2 separate regions of the Homo sapiens genome follow, and region 1 is linked to region 2. A link is an interaction called in ENCODE POLR2A ChIA-PET data of the cell type or tissue named here. Cell type or tissue: Panc1. All regions are shown on one strand. Each heading gives the region's core, and the rest is flanking DNA. Links, peaks and the distances in the headings are about the cores only.

Region 1 (11,065 bases), core at 1,643-9,642, 110 kb after region 2:
GGACGCAGCGGGAGTTGGGGAGGTGCAGTGGCACAGGCGGGCAGAGGGCATGATTGGAAAGGCAGCCGGGGGTGCAGGGGTGCAGGTGTGCAGGAAGGTTGGGGTGACACCAAGAGGCAGGGGCTTGAAGGCCATGGTCAGGAGCGTAGACTTCATCCTTAGGACAATGGAGAGAGGCTCCACCAGTCCCACTGCAGAGGGTGGTGTTGGAGGGGCTGAGCTGAGCCAAGGCAAGCAAAGGAGGCTGAGGCCCAGGGAGTGGGGTTGCCCTGAGGCTGGGTCCCTTGAGACTCGGCCCTTGAGACCACTGGGAGGGAACACAGGACCCAGGGCACCAAGAACAGCTTTGTGCAAGTTGCATGGATGATTCTTTGGGACAGGCCCTTGGTGATGTGTGACTGACCCTGGGAAGGGGTGTGGCCTCAGGCCCCGCCTATTCCCGCTTGAGCTGGGGCTGGTGGCTCAGGCGGGCCCTGGCTCCGCAGCCAAGTGTGCAGTGGTGTCCTTACTCTGGCAGGACCTCAGGGAGGAGGGTCAGTCGCTCCATGTCAGGGGCATTGCAACTGGGGATCCTGGACAGGGCCTGGAGGGGCAGGGAGTGATGGCTGTGACCTGAGAGATGGTGGCCCAGGCCTTGCAGAAGGAGGTGGAGTGTGAAGCATGCTGGGTGGCCCTCTGGAGGCTGCTGGGGGAGGGGCAGGCCATGAAGGAGAGGCTGCAGGGGCTGCGGTGGGAGAGGGGCCAGGCCGCAGGTGGGGTCCCCATGGGCCCTTTCTTCCTCCCCGGCCAGGATTTTCAGCACTCAAGGGCCACAGCAGGGTGGGGCGAGGGCTGAGCAGGAGGTGGGGGTGCCAGGCGGGTGAGGACAGCAAGTCTCCAGGCAGTGCCCACAGCAGGCAGGAACGATGCAGGGACAGCCCGACCCCACGAGCCGGAAGGGAGCCTCGCAGGCCTAGGCGAGCGCCGTTTCTGGGGAGTGGTGGGCAGAGGCCAGGCTGTAGTGGGATCACAAGAGAGTTCCAGGGAGGGGTGTGGAGACACAGCGAGTCTGGAGCATTCTGGCAAAACTGTTGGCCGGGAGGAGATGGGAACAAGGGAGCATGGTAGCTCTGGCAAGCGCCTGATACTGGTGGCAGTGGTGGCCATCTGACTTCAGAGAGGAACACAGCTGACGCCCTTGGTCTTGGCCGGCCCTAACCCTTGGTGATTTGGATGACCAGAAAGGACCAACTCGGTGGCCAGAGTCCACTTCCCAAATGAAGTCTCCCCATCGCATTTACAGTGTCAACCAGTGAACCTTGAGCTCGCTGGTGGCTGTTTGAAATGGGCCTCTCTTCCCGATACTGTCACTTGCCTATGACCTGGGGCCGTTCCCACCAAGTGAAGGGAGCCCCAGCAGTGATGAGGACGGTGCTGGCCTGTGCCTCTGAGAGAGCCATTAGTCACCCACACACACCTTTAGCTACAGGGGATGCCTGGGCTCTGAAGGAGCTGTCAGGGAGAGGCGATCTCAGTGCCACAGCCATCAGCGGGCACAGCCCGGAATGGCAAAGGGGACACTGGCAGCTGCTTTTGTGACCTTGGCAGCAAGACCAAAGGGTTTCCCTGTGGGTGTCGGGTGCAGACGGCCGGCTCTCGGCTGCTGCTGGCCAGCTTGCCTCTACCCTCTTGGGGTGGAAGTGCCAGGGCGAGAGCGAGTCGGGGCTTACCTGCGTCTGAATCCGGTTCAGGCCCCGGAACCAGAGGATCTGGCCCCTGCGGAGCTCCCGCTCGGCATGGTCGATCTCTTCCTCGCCTTCGGCCAGCTCCTCGTCGGTCATCTCGTCCTTCCCGGGCCCGTGCCCGGCTTCCTTCAGGCACTTGAGCTGGCTGGTGGGGATGGTGGCAATGACCTGGGGGAGCCACACGGAAGTGGCCGTGAGAGCCAGGCTGAGCAGCATCTGCCTGGTGTAAGGTCCCTCTCCAGAGGGAGACGCCGGCCTCCTTCTTCCAAAGGATGTCATTTGTTTTTGTGACTAAGCAAAGGGAGTAAAGCTAGAGCAGTCCCCCCGGGAACTGGCAGCCCTTGGAGAACTGGCGTAGTGTTCCCCCGGGGGGCTGAGATGCATTTTCAGGAGTACGTGGAGCTCTGGGCCAGCCTCCGGGACTTCGAGAAAGTAAGTGTCTGTTGTCTAAGCCTCCCAGTCTATGGTATTTTGCTATGGCAGTCAGAGCTGATGAAGACAGAGATAAGCGGATCCTCCATGGAGCTCCATTCAGCCAAAGGGCCCAGGGAGTGGCCCGAGTGGAACGCGGTGCAGCAAGGGCTCCTGGGAGGGATCGCTAAGCCCCTGGAACATCCTGCTTGAGAGCAGCATGGCTCAGTGGGGCAGGGGGCTGGGGACCGTGCCCCGTAGGCTACACTAACAGCTGGACCTCCAGAGGGCTGGAGATGGAGGCCAGCCACGTGACCACAGCATGGCTCTGTGAACCACCGCAAGAAAAGCCCTGGACACCGGGGCCTGGGTGAGCTGCCCTGGTTGACAATACTCCCTGCATGTCGCTCCACACCGTTGCTGGGAGACACAGGCGCTGTTTGCGCAACTCCCCTGGGAGAGGACAGCTGGAGCTCTGGCCTAGTCTCTCCTGGAGAGGGCATCTCCTGGAGGAACACCAGCCTAGAGAAGACCTGTGCATTGGGGGCTAGAGAGGGTGGGAGGTGACAAGGAGGGTGACAGCTGGAAAGGGTGACTGGATAAGGAGCCTGGCAGGAGTAAAGAGAGGGCATGGCTTCGCATATTGTAGGCCACTGGGAAGTGGGGGGAACAGTCTAGAAGGACGCAGGGGAAGCCACAGAAAGGGATGATGGGCATCTGGAGTTCTAGAGCAAGACGTCTCGTCTGTCTTGTGTGTCTATGCCAGTGTATTTGTCGAACATGGCCAGGAGGGGACTTGAGGACTGGTTCACAGAGATTCCCTTCTTTTCGTTTTTCTCTTGAACATGTTTTATCTTTGTAACTGAACAAGGTTAAAAATGAAAAGGACAACCCAGTAGCCCTGAGAGGCCGAGCTACAGGCTGGTGCCACATTCCTGGGGGGACCAGAAGGCCAGTGGCCTGGGAGCTTGAAGAGCAAGAAGAGGGCCTGGCACCCCTCTGGGCTGTGGTTAGAGTCCAGGTTTCGGGAAGTGAAGGGACTCCATGGAGCAACCAGGTTCAAGTGTGATTCGGAGGTGAGGTGCAGTAGCAGAGGGAAAGGAGAATTCTGAAAATGAAACAGGAACTGGGTGGGCTGTCCCCGAGGACACTAATGCTGGGGCCAGCAAGAAGGCTGGCATCTGCAGCAGCTGCAGCAGCCCCTGTGGCCGGCACAGAGATCAAGAAACAAAAGCCAGGCCGAGCATGGTGGCTCCCGCCTGTAATCCCAGCACTTTGGGAGGCTGAGGCAGGCAGATCACTTGAGTTCAGGAGTTCAAGACCAGCCTGGGCAACATGGCACAACACATCTCTACAAAAAATACAAAACTTAGCCTGGTGTGGTGGCATGTGCCTGTGGTCCCAGCTGCTTGGGAGGCTGAGATAGGAGGATCACTTGAGCCTGGGAGTTCGAGGCTACAGTGAGCTGTGATTGTACCACTGCACTCCACATTGGGCAACAGAACAAGACCCTGTCTCAAAAAAAAAAAAAAAAAAAAAAAGGAAAAGCCAGAATGCTATGGACTGAACTGTGCTCTCCAGTTCATGTGTTGAAGTCCTAGTGCCCAGTGTGGCTGGATTTGGAGTAAGGAAGTGATCAAGGTTAAATGAGGTCACCAAGGTGGGGCCCTGATCCTACTGGATTAATGCTCCTAGGAGAGGAAACACCAGAGACCTTGCTCCCTCTGTCCACCATGTGAGCACAGAGTGAGGAGGCGGCTGTCTGCAAGCCAGGAAGGAGCCCTCACCAGGAACTGGCCCCGCTGGCTCCCTGGCCTTGGATATCCAGCCTCCGGGACTTCGAGAAAGTAAGTGTCTGTTGTCTAAGCCTCCCAGTCTATGGTATTTTGCTATGGCAGTCGGAGCTGATGAAGACAGAGATAAGCGGATCCTAAATACCCAGGCTGTTTCTTCCTGATCTAATTGTGGGGTCCTAGAAACCTGCCAGTGTGCGGCTTCAGCTGCAGCCCACAGAGCTCGATGTGGGACTCTCTGTCCTTTCCATCAGGTCAAAATATTTCCTAATTTCTCTGGAGACTTTCTTTTCGCCCCATGGATTATTGATCAGGGTGCTGTTTGATTGATTTAAAATATGTGGGGATTTCCCAAGCTACCCACCCAATTGGAAGGGGCAATTTTTGGCTCTTATCATAGAAAGGGGAGCTGCGGGCAGTTTTCCTGGGCCCTGTCACATCCCAGCCATGTTCCTTTGCATTCTTTTGCTGACACCTTCCCTTGCGTCCTGTCCCTGGGTCCTGGTGTGTCACAGGCCTGAGCCCTCAGTGTGCTTCCTAGGGTGAGGACCCCAAGGCTCTGAAGCAGGGTTAGGGCAAGTGGGCCCATCACAGAAGCTGTCTGCAGGGCAGTCTGAAATGAGGGGCAGGGCTGTCACTCACCTGTCCCCAGACCAGCTCCCCAACACCAACAAACAGGCACCAGAGCCACTGTTCTGTGGATAGTGGGGAGCAGCTGAAGGGCTTCCCGCCAAACTGGACGATGACAATCTGCGAAGGGCAAGTGGGAGAGAGGCAGGTCCAGCCGCGGCTCCTGAGCCACCCTTGTCCTCCAACCCCTTGAAGACCCAGCCACCCTGGTTGGTTCCCCCAGTTGCACGGGCTGCTCCTTGCGAGAGGACCACAAGGCCGGGGGCGTGATGACAGAGCAGTGCATGGCCCCCAGCGCCCCTGGGTGCCAGGCACCTACTGACTCCAGCCTCGGAGTGGGGCCCAGCTCCACTGACCATGCTCCTATTTTCAGCAAGACGGAGGCTGTGACACCCACCCTGCGGGCACGCTGGACATGCCTCATTCTGGAGGACCCTAGAACCTGCCGAGGTCACCTTGTCTTGGCCTCCTGCCTCCTCGGGAGGCATCCAATTTGCAGGGGCAAGCTGTCCAAATGCAAACTGACCCCGTCCTCTGTTGGACTGTCACATTCCGGGCCACTATCCCCTTGCACTCATTACCCAGGACCAGGTACCAGACAGCCAGGGAGCACCCGTATGCCCTGGAACCGCTGCAATGACGCAACCTAGCCAGTCCTGAGCCTACCAGCCCTGCCTCACCTGCTCCTCCCCGAGGGAACCACAGCAAAGGCTCTTGTCCACAGCTCTCACACCCCACCTCCTGCCTGGCGCTCTCCCATGTGGGCCCCTATGGTGTGGCATGTGTCCTCCTCTTGGGGTCTCTGAGTCATAAACTGTCTTTCAGTGGCAACTGTCTCTTGACCTTTTGGCCTTACTATACCTCAATTTTTCTACAAATACACTATATTTTAGAACACTTAGCCCCTCCTAGACAGTGGGGCTGACCAGCCTGTCCACAGCACTGTGGGAAGCAGAGGTTAGTGTGTCAGCACTGGGCACAGAGGTCATCTCCAAAAGAAACTTCTGGAGTTATGGCAGCCTCATGCCAAGGAATTAAGTGCTAGAAATGGGAATGGCAGACCTAGAGGGAGCCAGGGAGGACTCCTTCCAGCATCTGTGAGAAAACTTCGTTCCGATGAGGGCTCACGAAACCCTTCTGGAAGCCAGCGCGCTCACCCAGGGCAAGGCCGGCAATGTTTGGAAGATGAAGAAGGCCCTCTCCGACATGCAGAGAGGACGGGGGCTACAGGAAAGCCAGGTGGGGTGGGGCTCCTTCTGGGAGTGGAGGTGGGGAGGCCAGTACTAGGGGTGGACGAGGGGTCTTGAAGCCCACCACCTCCACTTTTTGCAAGTGGCAGAGGCCAAGAGTGGAGCCGCCCCTCCTACCTGAATCCCGAAAGTGCCCAAAACGATGGTGCAGAAGATGGGGTTGCTGAAGATGCCGTCGAACACGTTCCTCTCGCCGTGGATCTTGCGGGCGTTGATCTCGTTAAAGAGCTGCATCATGACGAACGTGTTGAAGATGATGGTGTAGTGCTCTGAGGGTGGCGAGTGCAGGGGCGCATTCCTCCCGCTGTCGATGTCGAAGAAGAGCTCCCCTGGAAAGCAACATTCCCCACTCAGGCACAGTCATCTCAGCGCATGACGCATTACTCAGGAGCGAGACTTCGGTGTGTAGCTCCCGAGATGGGTCCCTTGTCCCAGGGGATGGCCACTTCCAGCTCACGGCCAAGGCCCAAGGCAGCCACACCCACCCCAGGCTCAACCAACCAGAGTCCTGAGACCCCTCTGGGCCAGGGGCCAGACCCTGAGCCTGAGGGCAGGAAGGAAGAGATTAAGAAGGGAAGTTCTTAAGGCTGGCTTTCCTCGGACGCCCTCCTCCTCTTCCTCTCTCTTGCGGTCACCCCCCACCCACCTCACAGCTTCCAGCACGGCACCCCAGTCACTCCACAGGAGCAATCTTCACAGGGTAAATGTGGGCTGTTCTGTTCCTAGGGTTACCGTGGCCACTCTGGGGCTGGGTAGAAGCTGCCTACTCTACACAGCTACACAGCCGTGGGCAGGATGTCAAGACATGAACTGTTTCTCAGCTGCTCAGCGGCCTGGGAGGAGAGGCTTGCGAAAGAGCTGTAGGCCACCAGCAGGCCTGGCTGCAGGGTTGCTAGCCTGGCCCATCTGCTCCTTCCCCTGTGTGCTGTCCAGTCAGGAAGTGCAGCGTCCCACCCCGTACTGGGTGCGGAGACACAGGTGGAGACACACCAGACAGAATCTGAGCCCGAGGTGGTGGCAACAGTGTCCTGAAGTCCTCCCGGGTGCCCCTGGCCAGCCTACCGACAAACAGCAGGGTGAAGATGATGGCGAGCTGGTACACGGCGTGGCCCAGAATGTTCTTCATCATGGTGCGGGAGATGAGGGGCTTGTCGCGGCCGTACGGCTTCCGCAGCAGCAGCGACTCTGTGGGTGGCTCCGTCGCCAGGGCCAGAGAGGCAAATGTGTCCATGATCAAGTTCACCCACAACATCTGCACGGCTTTGAGAGGAGAGTCCTATGGAGAGGAGGCAGTCACCTTTCCATGGGCCGCCTGCCCGGGAAGGTTGGGGGTGGAAACCCAGTAGCTCCTGGGGGCTCCTCATGGGGTCCACATCACCAGGATTTCATGCCCATGAAAACAGACATCTCCATCCCTACATCGCCTTTACGCTAGTGGGGCGTTTTCTTTGGGCTGTCACGTGCCCGCCTCCCTTCTCTCACCTGGCAGCAGGTGTGCTCCAAATCCCTCGCAGGAGGTGAAAAACCCCAGACCACAAAACAGCCCGACGATGGGGTCTGCCATTTGGGGCAACAGAGTGAGGGCTGCTCTCCTTGTCTCCTGCACCTCAGGGGCAGGAGGAGGCAGAAACTCTGAACTGGACCTTCCTTCTCAGCTCCTCTGAGTTGTTCGTTAAAAATCAGCCTCACAGAAGCCAGACACACAAGGCCACGTACTGTCTGATTCCATTCATAGGAAACTTCCAGAACTGACAAATCCATAGAGAGAGAAAGCAGATGAGTGGGTGCCAGGGGCTGGGGTTTGGGGAGTAGAGAGTGACTGCTCACGGGGTCTGGGTGTCCTTTTGGGGTGATGAGAATGTTCTGGGAATAGACAGTGGAGGGATATAAACCTCGGAGTTATGTACTTTCAAAAGGTTAAAATGGTTCTGTTGAAGTTTGTTATGTGATTTTTTATCTCAATTTAAAAAATTGTTTTGAAAAGACCAAGTTGATCAGCAGGCAATTTAAACACCCCCTTTCTAAGGCGGGGTGAAGAAAATCTGGACACTCACCAATGGGGAAAATGGGACTGTTGAGAAAGGGTTCCCATGGGACGCATAGCCCACGCAGAAACTCATACACAGATGCTCCTGGCAGCACCATTCACAAGAGCCAAAAAGTGGGAACGAGCCATGTGTCCATCAGGGCAGACATACATAATGTGGCAGTCTGTGCCGTGGAGTGTTATGAGGCCATGAAAAGGCAGAAAGTCCTGCCCTATGCTACGGTGTGTGTGAGCCTGAAAACACGGTGCTAAGCGAGATGCCAGACACAAGAGGCCACATATTATTTGATCCCATAGGAATGAAATGTCCGGAACAGGCAAATCCATAGACCCAGGAAGCCTGTGAGTGGTTGCCGGGGGCTGGGATGTTTGGGGGAGAAATGGGGAAATGACTGCTCAAGAGCACAGGGTTTCTTTTTAAGATGATGACAATCTTCTGGAACTAGATAGAGCCAATGGTTGCACAACGTGGTGAATGTCCTACAAATTCGAGTGCTGAATTATGTACTTGAAAATGGTGAATTTTTGGCATATGAATTTGATCTCAATTAAAATAATCTGCAGCAAAGAAAACAAAACCCTCACTCTCACAATCTGGCCCTCAGGCCTGAGCCCAGGTGTCCTAGCTGGGGCATGGCAGCCCCCAGTACCCACCTGAGTAATGCAGGCACCTGTGAAGGCCACGATCACAGCCACCACATTGACCGTCAGTTGAAACTGCAGGAACTTGGAGATGCTGTCATAGACGTTACGGCCCCACATGACTGCCTTGACGATGCTGGTGAAGTTGTCATCGGTCAGGATGATGTCGGAGGCCTCCTTGGCCACGTCGGTCCCTGCGATGCCCTGGGGGGGTGACACACACACTCACACAGAGTGTTTGTGGGGGCCCCTTCCCCAGCCCCCCTTGATCACCTGGCCCGCCTGGGCTGGCTCCCTGCTCTCCCCTTCTGAATAACATCCCACCCCGCCCCCCAAAGCCAAGAACAGCACTGTTTTTTGTTGCTTTTTTTTAATGCAACACATTCTTGTACTACAAACAGTAAGTTGTCACATGTCACGGTGGGGGGGGGGGCTTTGCTCATAAACACAGAGGGTGCTGATGACATGGCATCAACACAGCTTTACACATAAAGCCCAGCTGCCACCACGTGGCCACCAAGCAGCGTGGTCTGTTCTTAGCACTCCAGAGAGGCTTGCTGGCTAAGGAGCCCTGGGAAGTCCTGCATGGGGACACCCTGGGCGGGGCGGCTCCTTGCAGAGGAGTCCCTGTCCCATGGAGGCGCAGCTGCAGCTGTGCCAAGCTGCGCAGTCCTCTCCTCTGCCCCAAGCCTGGCCCCGTGAGAGCTGCCACCTCTCGAAGCTTGGGCTGGAGCTCCCTTCTGGGCTACGGGTGCTGGGAAGGACTGGGCTGGGTTCCCTGGGTGACACTCCTTTTCGGTAGGGCAGGGAGAGGGGCTCACCAGGTTGCTGCGTTCAGTGGCTGTGGGGCCACTGAGGGGCCGCAACCAGCCATGTGGGTGGCGTCTGCAGGGCTACCCTGCTCAGTGGGTGAGCAACAGGAAGGAAGTGCAGAGGAAGAGCACATCTGGGGACTCTGCTCACCTCATCTGGGGCTGAGAGTCCATTTAGAGAGGACGGGGGTGGGCAATGCCATCAGTGATGAGCCCCCACCCCCCATTCCCCTTCCTCTCCACAGTATGTCTGGGGCCCACTGTCACCTTGGGCATCACAGCAGATGCCTTTAACCACATGTCCCCCGACTGGCAGAGCCCACGCAGGCCCAAGTGGCCAGGATGTGAAAGAAAGAACCTTCAGGCACTCTGTAACCTGCCCCGACACTGGCTCCCACTTCCTGGTACAAAGCTAATGTCCATGGGACAGATGCAGGCCCCATCTGCCGTGGTGAGCTGGGCGGGCACCAGGTGGCTTACCATGGCGAAGCCCACGTCCGCCTTCTTGAGGGCCGGCCCATCGTTGGTGCCATCCCCTGTCACAGCCACCACCTGCCGCTGCTCACCAGTGGTGCTGTCGATAATCCCTGGAAGACAGATCAGGGCAGGGCAGGGCTGGGGCCATCTGTCACCACAACCCTGTGTAGCCCTGCCCAGGGAGCTATGGGGGTAGGTTGGCTGTGAAAACCCTTTGGGATTACCCCGTCCTGACTGTCCCAATTATCTGTGCTCCCCGTCACCTGGATCATCTCCTATCCCCAAATAAGTAAGCAAATCTCACTGAGTGACAGGGCCAGGGTGGGAGGATAGGGATCTGGTTAGGGCCTGGGGACACAATCCTGGGTCCCTGGCTCTAGACCCACTGCTTCTAGAGACTCACTGTGTGACTTGGAGTGAGTCACTAGCCCTCCCCGAACCCTGGTTCCCTCATGGGCCCCTGCCCTGCTGCTCTGGGCTAATGGGACAAATGGACCCAGCTTCCTAGGCAGGCCCTGGGGACCTGTTTGGGAACCTGGCTTTTGGTGTCAGGAAGCAGACAACCTCGGGCTGGCCACCCCAGGAAAGGGGTGTGGGGGCTCGGCTACCTTTGACCAGTGTGTGCTTGTCGGTGGGAGACGACCGGGCCAGCACCCTCAGCTTGGGCCACACCTTGTCCAGCCGCTCCTGTTCTATCTGGGGAGGGGAAGCACAAGGACGCTGCAGAGCTAAGGCGGGCACGCAGGGGGCTGGGGTGAGGAGAAGGGGGGTCTGGGGTGGCAGACAGCCGGGTGCTACCTCGCCTTTCTCATTGCGGATCCGCCGGTTGAACTCCTTCCCTTCTAGGCACAGGAAGTCCTCCCCGGGCTGGATGATGCCGCATTTGGCTGCGATGGCCCGGGCCGTGTTGATGTTGTCCCCAGTCACCATGCGGACTGTGATGCCAGCACGCTGGCATTTTCGGATAGCTTCAGGGACCTAGAAGAGACAAGAGAGGTGGGCGGGGCCATCGAGGCAAGACGTATTTTGGGTTGAGGCAGTACCCCTTCCTCCATCAGATCTGCAGGTGGCCCAAGGTCCAGCAGAGGTGAGAGTAAAGCCATCCGATTCACGTGCTCAGAACACTTGTGTTAGCCTACAGTTGGGCAAAAGCATTGAACACAAAGCCTATTGTGGAATACAGTGCTGATTATCTCATGTAACTCATTGAATCCTGCACTGAAAGGGAAAAGCATGGGACTCGAAGTAAAGTTTCTGCTGAATGTGCATCACCTTTGCA
Region 2 (11,065 bases), core at 2,577-10,576:
GAGCTCAAGAGGTCAAGGGTGCCGTGAGCCGTGATTGTACCACTGCACTCCAGCCTGAGAGACAGTGCGACACCCTGCCTCAAAACAAAACAGGCCGGTGCGGTGGCCCACACCTGTAATCCCAGCACTTTGTGAGGCCGAGGCAGGCAGATCACCTGAGGTCAGGAGTTAGAGACCAGCCTGGCCAACATGGTGAAACCCTGTCCCTACTAAAAATACAAAAATTAGCCAGACACGGTGGTGCGTGCCTGTAGTCCCAGTTACTCGGGAGGCTGGGGCTGGAGAATTGTTTGAACCCAGGAGGCGGAGGTTGCAGTGAGCTGAGATCGCGCCACTGCACTCCAGCCTGGGTGACAGAGCAAGACTCTGTCTCAAACAAACAAAACAAAACTTTATTGTAATTCCCCTGTCTTGATAAATTGGCTCTATCTATCTGGGCAGTGAGCAAAATGAACCCATTAGGTGGTTACAACCTGAATAGTGAACGTTGTACCCAATAGGTAATTTTTCAACCCTCACCTTCTAGACTAGTTTTAGATGTACAGAAAAACTGTAAAGAGGGTACCAAGAATTCCCATACAGCCCACCCCCATCTCCCGCCTTATTAGCCTCTTATGTTAGGACAGCTCATTTATTGCAATTAATGAATCAACATCAGTTATTGCAAACAATGAATCAACACTGTTAGTATCTAAAGCCCATAGTTTATTCAGGTTTTCTTGGCTTTTCCCTAATGTCCTTTTTCTGTCAGGATCACATGTTGCATTTAGTCATCCTGTCTCCTGAGGCTCCTCTTGGCTGTGACAGTTTCTCAGACTCCTTGTTCTTGGTGGCCCTAACAGCTTCGAGGAGGACTGGGCAGTGTGTTGTAAAACAACCTCTGTTGGGAAACTTTTGCTGTTTCCCATGATCAGGTGGGCCTCAGGGGTGATCAGGAGGAAGACCACGGGGGTGAAGCGCCTCATCGGGGGCCATGTAGACCTGGAACGACCGGCTGGGGTCCTGTTTGTCGGGTCTCTCCACTGGGAAGTGACTGTTCCCCCTTTCCATACCGTGCTCTTGGGAAGGAAGCCGCTCCGTGAGGCCCAGTTAGGGAGCGGGGCCACCTCCTGGAGGGGCAGTATCTACACAAGTAATGTTTTGTTCTGTGCAGGAGTGTTGTCTGTTCTCCCACATTTATTTATGTAATCATTTATTTATAACGGTATGGACTCATAGATGTGTACCTTATATTTGGTTTTAATCTAACACAACTCTTTATTTTCTTGCTCAAATTTTCCATCTTGGACCATTGGACTCTCTTTCGGTTGGCTCCTGTGTCCTTTGTCCTTTTTTTTTTTTTTTTTTTTTTGAGACAGGTTCTCACTCTGTTGCCCAGGCGGGCGGACAGTTGTGTGATCTCCGCTCACTGCAACCTCCGCCTCCTGGGCTAAAGCAATTCTCCCACTTCAGCCCCCCAAGTAGCTGGGACTACAGGCACCCACCACCACGCCCGGCTAATTTTTGTATTTTTTGGTAGAGACAGTTTCACCATGTTGGCCAGGCTGATCTCGAACTCTTGACCTCAGATGATCCACCCTCCTCGGCCTCCCAAAGTGCTGGGATTACAGGCATGAGCCACCGCGCCCAGCCCTGAAGGCTAGGTTTTTTTTTGAGACAGAGTCTCACTCTGTTGCCCAGGCTGGAGTGCAGTGGCACAATCTTGGCTCACTGCAACCTCCACCTCCCGGGTTCAAGTGATTCTCCTGCCTCAGCCTCCCAAGTAGCTGGGACTACAGCTCTTTATCTGTCATATGTGAGCCCGTTCTTGCATTGCTATAAAAAAAAAATCTGAGGCTGGGTAATTTATAAAGAAAAGTGGCTTATTTTGGCTCATGGTTCTGGAGACTATACAGGAAGTGTGGTGCCAGCATCTGCTTCTAGTGACACCCTCAGGAAGCTTCCATTCATGGTGGAAGGTGAAGAGGGAGCCGGCATATCCATGGCAAGAATGGGAGCAAGAGAGTGAGGGTGGAGGAGGTGCTAGACTCTTTCAAACAACCAGATCTCGTATGGACTCAGAGCAAGAACTCACTCATTATTGTGAGGACGGCACCACGCCATTCATGAGGGATCCACCGCCATGACCCAAAAACGTACCATTAGACGCCACCTTGAACATTGGGGATTATAGTTCAACATGAGATTTGGAGGGGACAGACATCCAAACCGTATCACATCACCACCACCCAACCAACACACATACATTTCAAAGTTGACACGTACAGGATTTCAGCAGATGTTTACACAGTTGCAAAGGGTGTAATTTCTTTTCTCTTTTCTTTTTGAGTTGTGCTATCACTCTCTGGTTGCCAGGGTGGAGTGCAGTGGCATGATCATGGCTCACTGCAGCCTCCAACTCCTGGACTCAAGTGATCCTGCTGCCTCAGCCTCCCAAGTAACTGAGACTATGGGTACACACCACCACACCCGGCTAATTTGTAAATTTTTTGAAGAAGATGGGGTCTTGGCAAGGTGCGGTGGCTCATGCCTGTAATCCCAGCACTTTGGGAGGCCGAGGCAGGTGGATCACCTGAGGTCAGGAGTTCGAGACCAGCCTGGCCAACATGGTGAAACCCTGCCTCTACTAAAAATACAAAAATTAGCTGGGCATGGTGACGGGTGCCTGTAATCCCAGCTACTCGGGAGGCTGAGGCAGGAGAATCGCTTGAACTCAGGAGGCAGAGGTTGCAGTGAGCTGAGATTGCACCACTGCACTCCAGCCTGGGCAACAGAATAAGACTGTGTCTCAAAAAAAAAAAAAAAAAAAAAAAGAAAAGAAAAGAAAAGAAAAATCCCAACTCAATAAGAAAACAACCCAATTTAAAAATGGGCAAAAGATCTGAACAGATGCCTCTCCAAAGAAGAAATACAAATGGCAAATAAGCATATCAGAAGATGTTTAACAGCATACATCTTTAGGGAATTGCAAATTAAAACCACAAGGAGATACCGCTGCATACCTACTAGATAGCCAAAATCCAAAACACTGACAACTCCTAATGCTGGCGAGGACCTGGAGCAGCAAGAACTCCCACTCATTGCTGGTGAGAATGTGACGAGGTACAGCCACCCTGAAAAGCGGTTGGCAGTTCCTTCCGAAGCTAAGTATACTCTTACCATACAATTCAGCAATCACACTCCTTGGTATTTACCCAAATGATTTGAAAACTTATGTCCACACAAAAACCACCCCACATATATTTATAGCAGCCTTTTTTTCCTTAAAGACCAGTGCGATAGTATTAGCAGCTTTATTCGTAATTGGCAAAAACTGGAAGCAATTAAGATGTTCCTCAGTAGGTGAACAAATAAAATGTGGTATATCTGGACAATGGAATACTAGTCAGTGATAAAGAGGGGAAAGCTATGAACCCATGCAAAGAAATAAGTTAATCTTAAATACATATTGCATAGTAAAAAGCCTGACAAAGCTACCTACTCTATGACTCCATTTACCTGACATTCCGGAAAAAGCAAAATAGATTAAAAAAAAAAAAAAAAAGACAGAAAACGGATCCATGGTTGCCAGGGGTCTGAGAGAGGGGATCGTGCTTGGTAGGCGCAGCACAGGGATTCTGTAGCACAGGGAAACTGTTCTGTATGATGCTGTAATGGTGGACACGTGACACTCTGAATATGTCAAAACCCATAGAACTTTACAGCAGACAGAGGGAACTTAAAATAGGCATCTGTCAGACTAAGAGCAAAAGGAAGAACACATAAGCGCCGCACTCTAATTGATAAGATCACCCCCCACCAGGGTAGAGGTGAATGATTCTGCAACCTCTCCACCTTTATACCGGAATTCAAGAACTACGGCAATGGATGGAAGACGGTGGGAGCCAGGTTTCTCACTTTAATTTTAATTTTTAATTTTATTTTTAGAGACAGGATCTTGCTGTGTGGCCCAGGCTGGAGTGCAGTGGCACAATCATGGCTCACTGTAGCCTTGACCTCCTAGGCTCAAGAGATCCTCCTAACTCAGCCTCCCGAGTAGGTGGGACCACAGGCATGCACCACCATGCCTGGCTAATTTTTCATATTTCTGGTAGATTTGGGGTTTCACCATGTTGGCCACGCTTGTCTTGAACTCCAGATCTCAGATGATCCATCTGCCTCAGCCTCCCAAAGTGCTGGGGTTACAGGCATGAGCCACCGTGCCTGGCCTGGGTTTCTCACTTTTAGAGTGGGAGGTTATAGACAAGCAAGGGCAGGCAGCTAGAATGACCCAGGTGGTGATGGATTAGAGTTGGAGACATCAGTGTGCACTCCTGTTGAGTTTAATATAGATACTGATGCGCGTGTGTATCTGTTTATAGATGTTATGTTAGTAACATAACATGGGTTGGTATATATATTAAATGGGTATTATATGGGCTTGTATATCTATCTATCTATATGTACATGGGTTAGTGTATATATATACACTATATATACTACATATCTATCTATATGTACATGGGTTAGTGTATATATACACACTATATACAGACTATATATACACTATATACACTATATATATACATACACACTATATATACACACACTATATACACACTATATATATACACACTATATATACACACTATATATACACACTATATATACACTATATATATGCACTATATATATACACACACTATATATACACTATATATACACACTATATATATATACACACTATATATATACACTATATATATACACACTATATATATACACTATATATATACACACTATATATATATATACACTATATATACACACTATATATACACACTATATATATATACACACTATGTATATATATGTATATACACACACACACTATAAGTTCTTGCTGTCAGTGGAGAGGGCCTAGAAGCAGCAATACTCCAGGAACAATGGGCACACCTAGCGCCCAGATCTTCGTCTCCAACACCATTCTCTCAAAAATGGCTCCTTAGAGAAAACGGCTGCTTCTAGGACCGGTTCAGGAAATATAAGGGATGAGCACAGAGCCAGAAAGTAAGGAAGGGCTCACAGAGACAGACACGCCCACACCTACACGGGCATGCACACACACATGCAGTGATGAACGGACATCAAAAGGACACAGGTGGCTGGGCGCGGTGGCTCACGCCTGTAATCCCAGCACTTTGGGAGGCCGAGGAGGGTGGATCATCTGAGGTCAGGAGTTCGAGATCAGCCTGCCAACATGGTGAAACTGTCTCTACCCAAAAATACAAAAATTAGCCCAGCGTGGTGGCGGGTGCCTGTAGTCCCAGCTACTTGGGAGGCTGAAGTGGGAGAATCGCTTGAGCCCAGGAGGCGGAGGTCGTAGTGAGCGGAGATCACACAATTGCCTGCCAGCCTGGGTGACAAGACTGAGACTCCATGTTAGAAATGTTTGTTCCCCGGTGGCACAAAGAAATAGCACTTGAACATAAATTTAATTTTCTTTTTCTTTCTTTCTTTCTTTTTTTTTTTTTTTGAGATGAAGTCTCACTCTTGTGCCCCAGGCTGGGGTGCAATGGCACGATCTTGGCTCACTGCAACCTCCACCTCCCAGGTTCAAGCTATTCTCCTGCCTCAGACTCCCAAGTAGTTGGGATTACAGGCGTGAGCCACCATGCCCGGCTAATTTTTACATTTTTAGTAGAGACGGGGTTTCACCATGTTGGCCAGGCTGGTGTCGAACTCCTGACCTCAGGTGATTTGCCCACCTTGGCCTCCCAAACTGCTAGGATTACAGGCATGAGCCACCACACCCGGCATAAGTTTAATCTCCTTAGCAAGGCCATTTTTTAACTTTCTGCGGAAAGGGTACACTCGCCAGCAGTTTTGCCACATGAGTACACCAAACAAAGGAGGGAAGCAATTTTTATTCCTTATGCCGTTTGTCCTTGCTACTGTGTCCTGTTTCCATTGGCTGCAGCCAGACCTCACAATCTAACCTAAAACCCGATTGGCTAGTAGTTTAAAACTTTTGAAAATAGATAAAAGTAATGGAAGGATAAAGGAAAAGAGGAAGTTGCTTACGAAACGGCTTAGAAAAGTAATAATATTCCCCAATAGGAAAGGGAGATAGGCTGCGAGCTGGGACATGCCTGTGAGCACGTCCAGCACAGATATCTTGGTTAAAGTACAAGGACATAGAATGTACTACGTGCCTGTAAGCATGTTTAACAGCTACATAGGATAGGGCTTAACAAAGAGTTATTAGCACAAAGCAAGGAGGCTTGAAGGAAGTTAGTCTTTAAAAGAAACTATTATTTCTAAACTTATGATTTATTTTTTAATAAGAAGGGAAACTTTGAAGAGGAACTTTTTACTTTCTACACTCCATCTCAAAAAAAAAAAAAAAAAAAGAAAAGAAAAAAAAGAAAAGAAAAGCTATGTTGCCCAGGCTAGGCTGGAACTCCTGGGCTCAAGTGATCCTCCAGCCTCAGCCTCCTGAAGTGCTGGGATTACAGGCATAAGCCACCTTGCCAGGCCGGAGGGTGTAATTTCTCTTGTAAACACACAATATAGGCCTGGTGCGGTGGCTCACGCCTGTAATCCCAGCACTTTGGGATGCTGAGGCAGGCAGATCACCTGAGGTCAGGAGTTCGAGACCAGCCTGGCCAACATGGTAAAACCCTGCCTCTACTAAAAATACAAAAATTAGCTTGGTGTGGTGGCATGCACCTGTAGTCCCAGCTACTCGAGGCTGAGGCGGGAGAATTGCTTGAACCCAGGAGGCAGAGGCTGCAGTGAGCTGAGATGGCACTACTGCACTCCAGCCTGGGCGACAGTGAGACCCTGTCTCAAACAACAACAACAATAACAAACCAAAAAAAACCCCATGATACAATGATTCAAACAAAAACTGTGCCATCAGCTTTTACATGAGGCCAGGGCCACCTGAGTCACCTCGTGGACCAATACCTGCCCGCTGGCTCGTCTTTCCCAGGCCCACTTTGGAGGTGGGTGCTTTCCTTCTGGCCTCCAGTTTCCATCTGCTGCCCCTCAGATAGGTCTCTTTGTGCCATCTCTTTCCACGCGGGCAGTTTTTTATTACTTTTCTGGGGCACAGAAATATGTGTATTTCTATTTCTTTTTATAACCCAGGACCATGTTGTAGAACTCTGCTTGGGCAAAGCACCATTGGCGTATTAGACATTCTGGGGAACTATCTGTAGGTATCTGTAAACAAATTGCACTTCCTGCTGTCATGAGAAGGGGCTCACCATCAGTTCCATTCCTATTTTTTTCTGTTTTAGATGTCGGTCCCAGGAAACCATTTTCACATAGAGGAGCAGGTGGGACTGGAGTTTCTGAGTGCTGGGGTCCCTGGAGCCTTCTGCAGTGTCCTGGGAGGGGTGACTGGGAAAGGCCAGGGGGCAAGAGCTGCTAGGGGCCTTCTCAGATTTCCCAGTTTTTACACAGAGTATATATGGGAGTTGAGGTCTGGAAAAATGATTTTTTAAAAACTCTTCCTGCCCCGTGGACTCTCTTGAAGACGTCGTGTCATGCCAGGGCCCACGGTCACTTGACGGAACCCTTGTGATGCTGGCCACAACCTCATGGGACTGGATGGCGAGCAGCGAGGGGGGTCCAGTAACTGTTGGATGCAGGATTGAATTCGGTCACCCGCACTTATTTCCTGGGCTCGTCTTGGTTGGGTTCGCGGAGATACACTCTCTGGGAGCGGACGCTTTGGTGAGGAAGACCAGGCGAAGAAGGTGATTTTTGCGGTTGGACGTTCTAAAGACAGGGCAGGGTTATGCGGAGAGAATTGGCAGGGGCAGGGCGGGGGAGGCCGGTTTGAGGAGGGGACATTTGAGCCGAGATCTGATGGAACGAGGAGCCAAGCCAGGCAGATATCTGATCGAAGAACATTCCAGGCAGGGGAGCAAAGGCTAGGGCCGTCAGGAGGCCAGTGTGGCCGGGGAAGAGGTGGAGGAGGAGGGGCCAGGGCAGTCGTTAGGCCGCCCCCTAAGGACTCATGCTTTGACTTGGATTGACATAGAGAGCTGCAGGAGGGTGACATGATCTCAATAAAAGGAATGCTCTGGCTGCTGGGTAGAGAAGAAAGCGAGGGTGAGGGATTAATGGTGGAGCCAGAGGGAGCCCAGTGAGTGCCGGGAGCCCAGGGTGGCAGAGCTGTGGTGCAGGGTTGCAGGGTCCTGGAGCTAGGCATGGAGGCTGCTTTCGGGCAAGTGGCCGGGTCAGCCTGTCCTCGGAGAGGCGGTGAAGGCAGAGACTGGAAGGCAGAGAGCCTTGCCGACCTGTGGCCGAAGAGCTCTCCGGGAGACAGCCACCGGTGGTGCAAAGGCCCTGGGGCCGGCCCAGCCGGGCCGCAGCTCCGGGAGGCGGCGCGAGCGAGCAGTGGGCTGGGCGGTGGCGGCCGGCACCCGAGCCGGATCCCGGCGATTGCCTTACAAGGTGCCCTGCGGCGCCGCGGCCGCGCTGGGCCACTGCGTGCTTGGGCGGCTGGCGGGGGCGTGCGCGGAGGGGGCGGGGCCGGCGGGGCGCGGGCGGGGGGCTTGGCGCTGCGGCCACTGCGCGGCACGACGCTGCGGCACCCGCTCCAGGTCTGCACCTGCTCCGGGGCGCGGGGACGCGCGGGGCGGGGGCGCACCGGATCCGGCCCGCGGCCGCCGCAGCCTTGCGCGTCCGCAGCACACCTGTCACGCCTGGCGCGCCCCCTGCCCGCACGCGCTCGGTCCACGCAGCTCGGGACGCGGGCGGCCCAGGCTGCCAGGTCCCCCTGCTCCGCGGCGCCGAGGGCTGGGCTGCGTCTGCGGCCGCGTGGGTGGCCGCGGTCTTGGCAGGTGGCTGCGCGCGGGGGTCGCAGGTGCATCCCGGGCGGCTTGGTGGCTTGGGCAGCGGGTGCCTGTGGGCGCTGTGCCATGGGTGGCGGGTCTAGGCGGGGGTGGGGGCTTGGGCGCTGTAGATGTGTGGATGGGGGAGGGACGGCGTGGGTGAGCATGGAGCCTTCTGGAAAGCGGCCGGATGTGTGGAGGCAGAGAGGCAGCATCCAGGCGCTGGTCGCCTTCGGGGTGCGGGGGAGGGTGCGTGGGATAGCAGCTGTAGGCCTGGGATGTGGAGGCGTGTATGCGGTGGCCTCGCTGGGAGGCGTCCGTCTGGGGGTGTGGACCTGGACGGGGGAGGGGAGGGTCGAGCGCGCAGCGGCAATGGCTGAGGCCTGCCTGGCAGGGGGTGGAGGAGGAAGCTGCCCTTGCCCCCGGCGGGGCGGGGAGAGACCCCCATCACCTCTCCCCTGCCCCTGCAGACATGCTGCTGCTGAAGAAACACACGGAGGACATCAGCAGCGTCTACGAGATCCGCGAGAGGCTCGGCTCGTGAGTGTGCGCGCGCGTGTGTGATCGTGTGTGTGTGTGTGTGTGTGTGTGTGTACCTGTGTGAGATGGCATGTGTGTGTGACTACGCGAGTGGGTGTGAGATGATGTGTGTGTGTGTGAATATGTAGGGGTGTGTGAATGTGAGTGAGTCTGTGAGATGGCATGTGTGAGTGGTGGTGGGGGGTGGCACAGGGCCAGGTAGGGCCTCCCCATCTCCTTCACAGGGGGCCCTCCCCGCTCCACTCTCTCTCCCTCCTGCCTCTCCTCTCTTCCCACTTCCTTCCCACCTCCCACCGCCCCGTCTGCGGCAGGGGTGCCTTCTCCGAGGTGGTGCTGGCCCAGGAGCGGGGCTCCGCACACCTCGTGGCCCTCAAGTGCATCCCCAAGAAGGCCCTCCGGGGCAAGGAGGCCCTGGTGGAGAACGAGATCGCAGTGCTCCGTAGGTGCGCACCTCGCGGGGCCCTGGGACGGGGCATAGGTCGATGGGGGGGTGCAAGCAGTCCTTGGCTCTAGTCCAGGCCTGGCCACCAACCTTTGGGAGGCCTGGGGCAGTGCTCTCTCTGGGCCTGCACATCCCTGTGGCAAAGGGAGTGAGTTGATATTGATCTGTGCTTTTCAAATGGGCTTTAGAAGGAAGGCCGGGGCTCAGGCTGGAGCTCTGCCTTCCTGGACCGGGCAGGGGTGGCATGTGGTAGGGAATGGGGAGCAGAGGTGGGAGGAAGAGAAGAGGGAGGAGGCTTTCCCCAGGGCCTCAGGACAGAGCACCCCTTGACTCTGTTGGCCCACAGGCGCTTCCTTGCCATTGCAGGATCAGTCACCCCAACATCGTCGCTCTGGAGGATGTCCACGAGAGCCCTTCCCACCTCTACCTGGCCATGGAACTGTGAGGAGGGCCTGGGCAGGCTGTGGGAGCCGGGGAGGGACTGAGCAGTGAGTGGGGCTGAAGGCCAGGCTGAGTGCCTGGGTCAGCCAAACCCCTGGCACCCCCAGGGTGACGGGTGGCGAGCTGTTTGACCGCATCATGGAGCGCGGCTCCTACACAGAGAAGGATGCCAGCCATCTGGTGGGTCAGGTCCTTGGCGCCGTCTCCTACCTGCACAGCCTGGGGATCGTGCACCGGGACCTCAAGGTGCCTGGCTGGGGCCTCTGCACCCCACCCTCCCACCTGCCCACCTGGCCCTGCCTTTGTTTTCCCGGGAGCACGGCTGGGGCCTTTCTTGATCTCCTGCTCCACCAAGGCTCTGGGGAACCTGAGAGTGCCTAGTCCCCATCCTGTCCCAGCACCGGCACCGCGTCAGGACTGACTGGCCCTTTTCCCGGTGTCCGTGTGTCACAGCCCGAAAACCTCCTGTATGCCACGCCCTTTGAGGACTCGAAGATCATGGTCTCTGACTTTGGACTCTCCAAAATCCAGGCTGGGAACATGCTAGGCACCGCCTGTGGGACCCCTGGATATGTGGGTGAGGGACGACACCCTGAGGCTTGCTGGGAGTGGGGTGGCCTGGGGGACCCTAGACAGCCGGGAAGGCTGTTGTGCCCGTTGCCTTTGTGTGGGCCATTCCTGGGCTTGAGTAGGCCGAGCCAGTGACACTGAGCGGCATGGCTGCGTGTGTGCCTGTGCGTGCGTCTGTCTGTCTCTGGCCCCCAGCCCCAGAGCTCTTGGAGCAGAAACCCTACGGGAAGGCCGTAGATGT

The links. ChIA-PET counts read pairs that join two places held together with the same protein. Peaks named below come from ENCODE experiments on the same cell type or tissue, not always from the same donor. Only the 100,000 strongest peaks of a DNase experiment are listed, where the experiment ranks them.
Region 1: POLR2A ChIA-PET joins it to region 2 with 10 read pairs; 4 of 35 experiments call an interaction of 5 or more read pairs at or near these places.

The regions. Positions count from the first base shown.
Region 1 is chrX:153,555,748-153,566,812 of GRCh38, reverse strand. It overlaps ATP2B3 (ATPase plasma membrane Ca2+ transporting 3), which reads right to left. Exons shown (of 22, transcript NM_001001344.3): 14 at 10,585-10,764; 15 at 10,395-10,482; 16 at 9,790-9,896; 17 at 8,510-8,701; 18 at 6,871-7,084; 19 at 5,926-6,137; 20 at 4,571-4,678; 21 at 1,710-1,892. Among named protein-coding and RNA genes, the nearest start is that of CCNQ, 38 kb to the left of the region's middle. RefSeq lists enhancers at 645-1,257, 5,640-6,424. In Panc1, for the core only: no CTCF peak of the experiment used is centred there; no DNase peak of the experiment used is centred there.
Region 2 is chrX:153,671,315-153,682,379 of GRCh38, reverse strand. PNCK (pregnancy up-regulated nonubiquitous CaM kinase) reads left to right here and starts at 8,567. Exons shown (of 12, transcript NM_001366977.1): 1 at 8,567-8,600; 2 at 9,302-9,371; 3 at 9,683-9,814; 4 at 10,180-10,254; 5 at 10,362-10,500; 6 at 10,708-10,831; 7 at 11,020-11,065. The coding sequence starts at 9,304. In Panc1, for the core only: no CTCF peak of the experiment used is centred there; no DNase peak of the experiment used is centred there.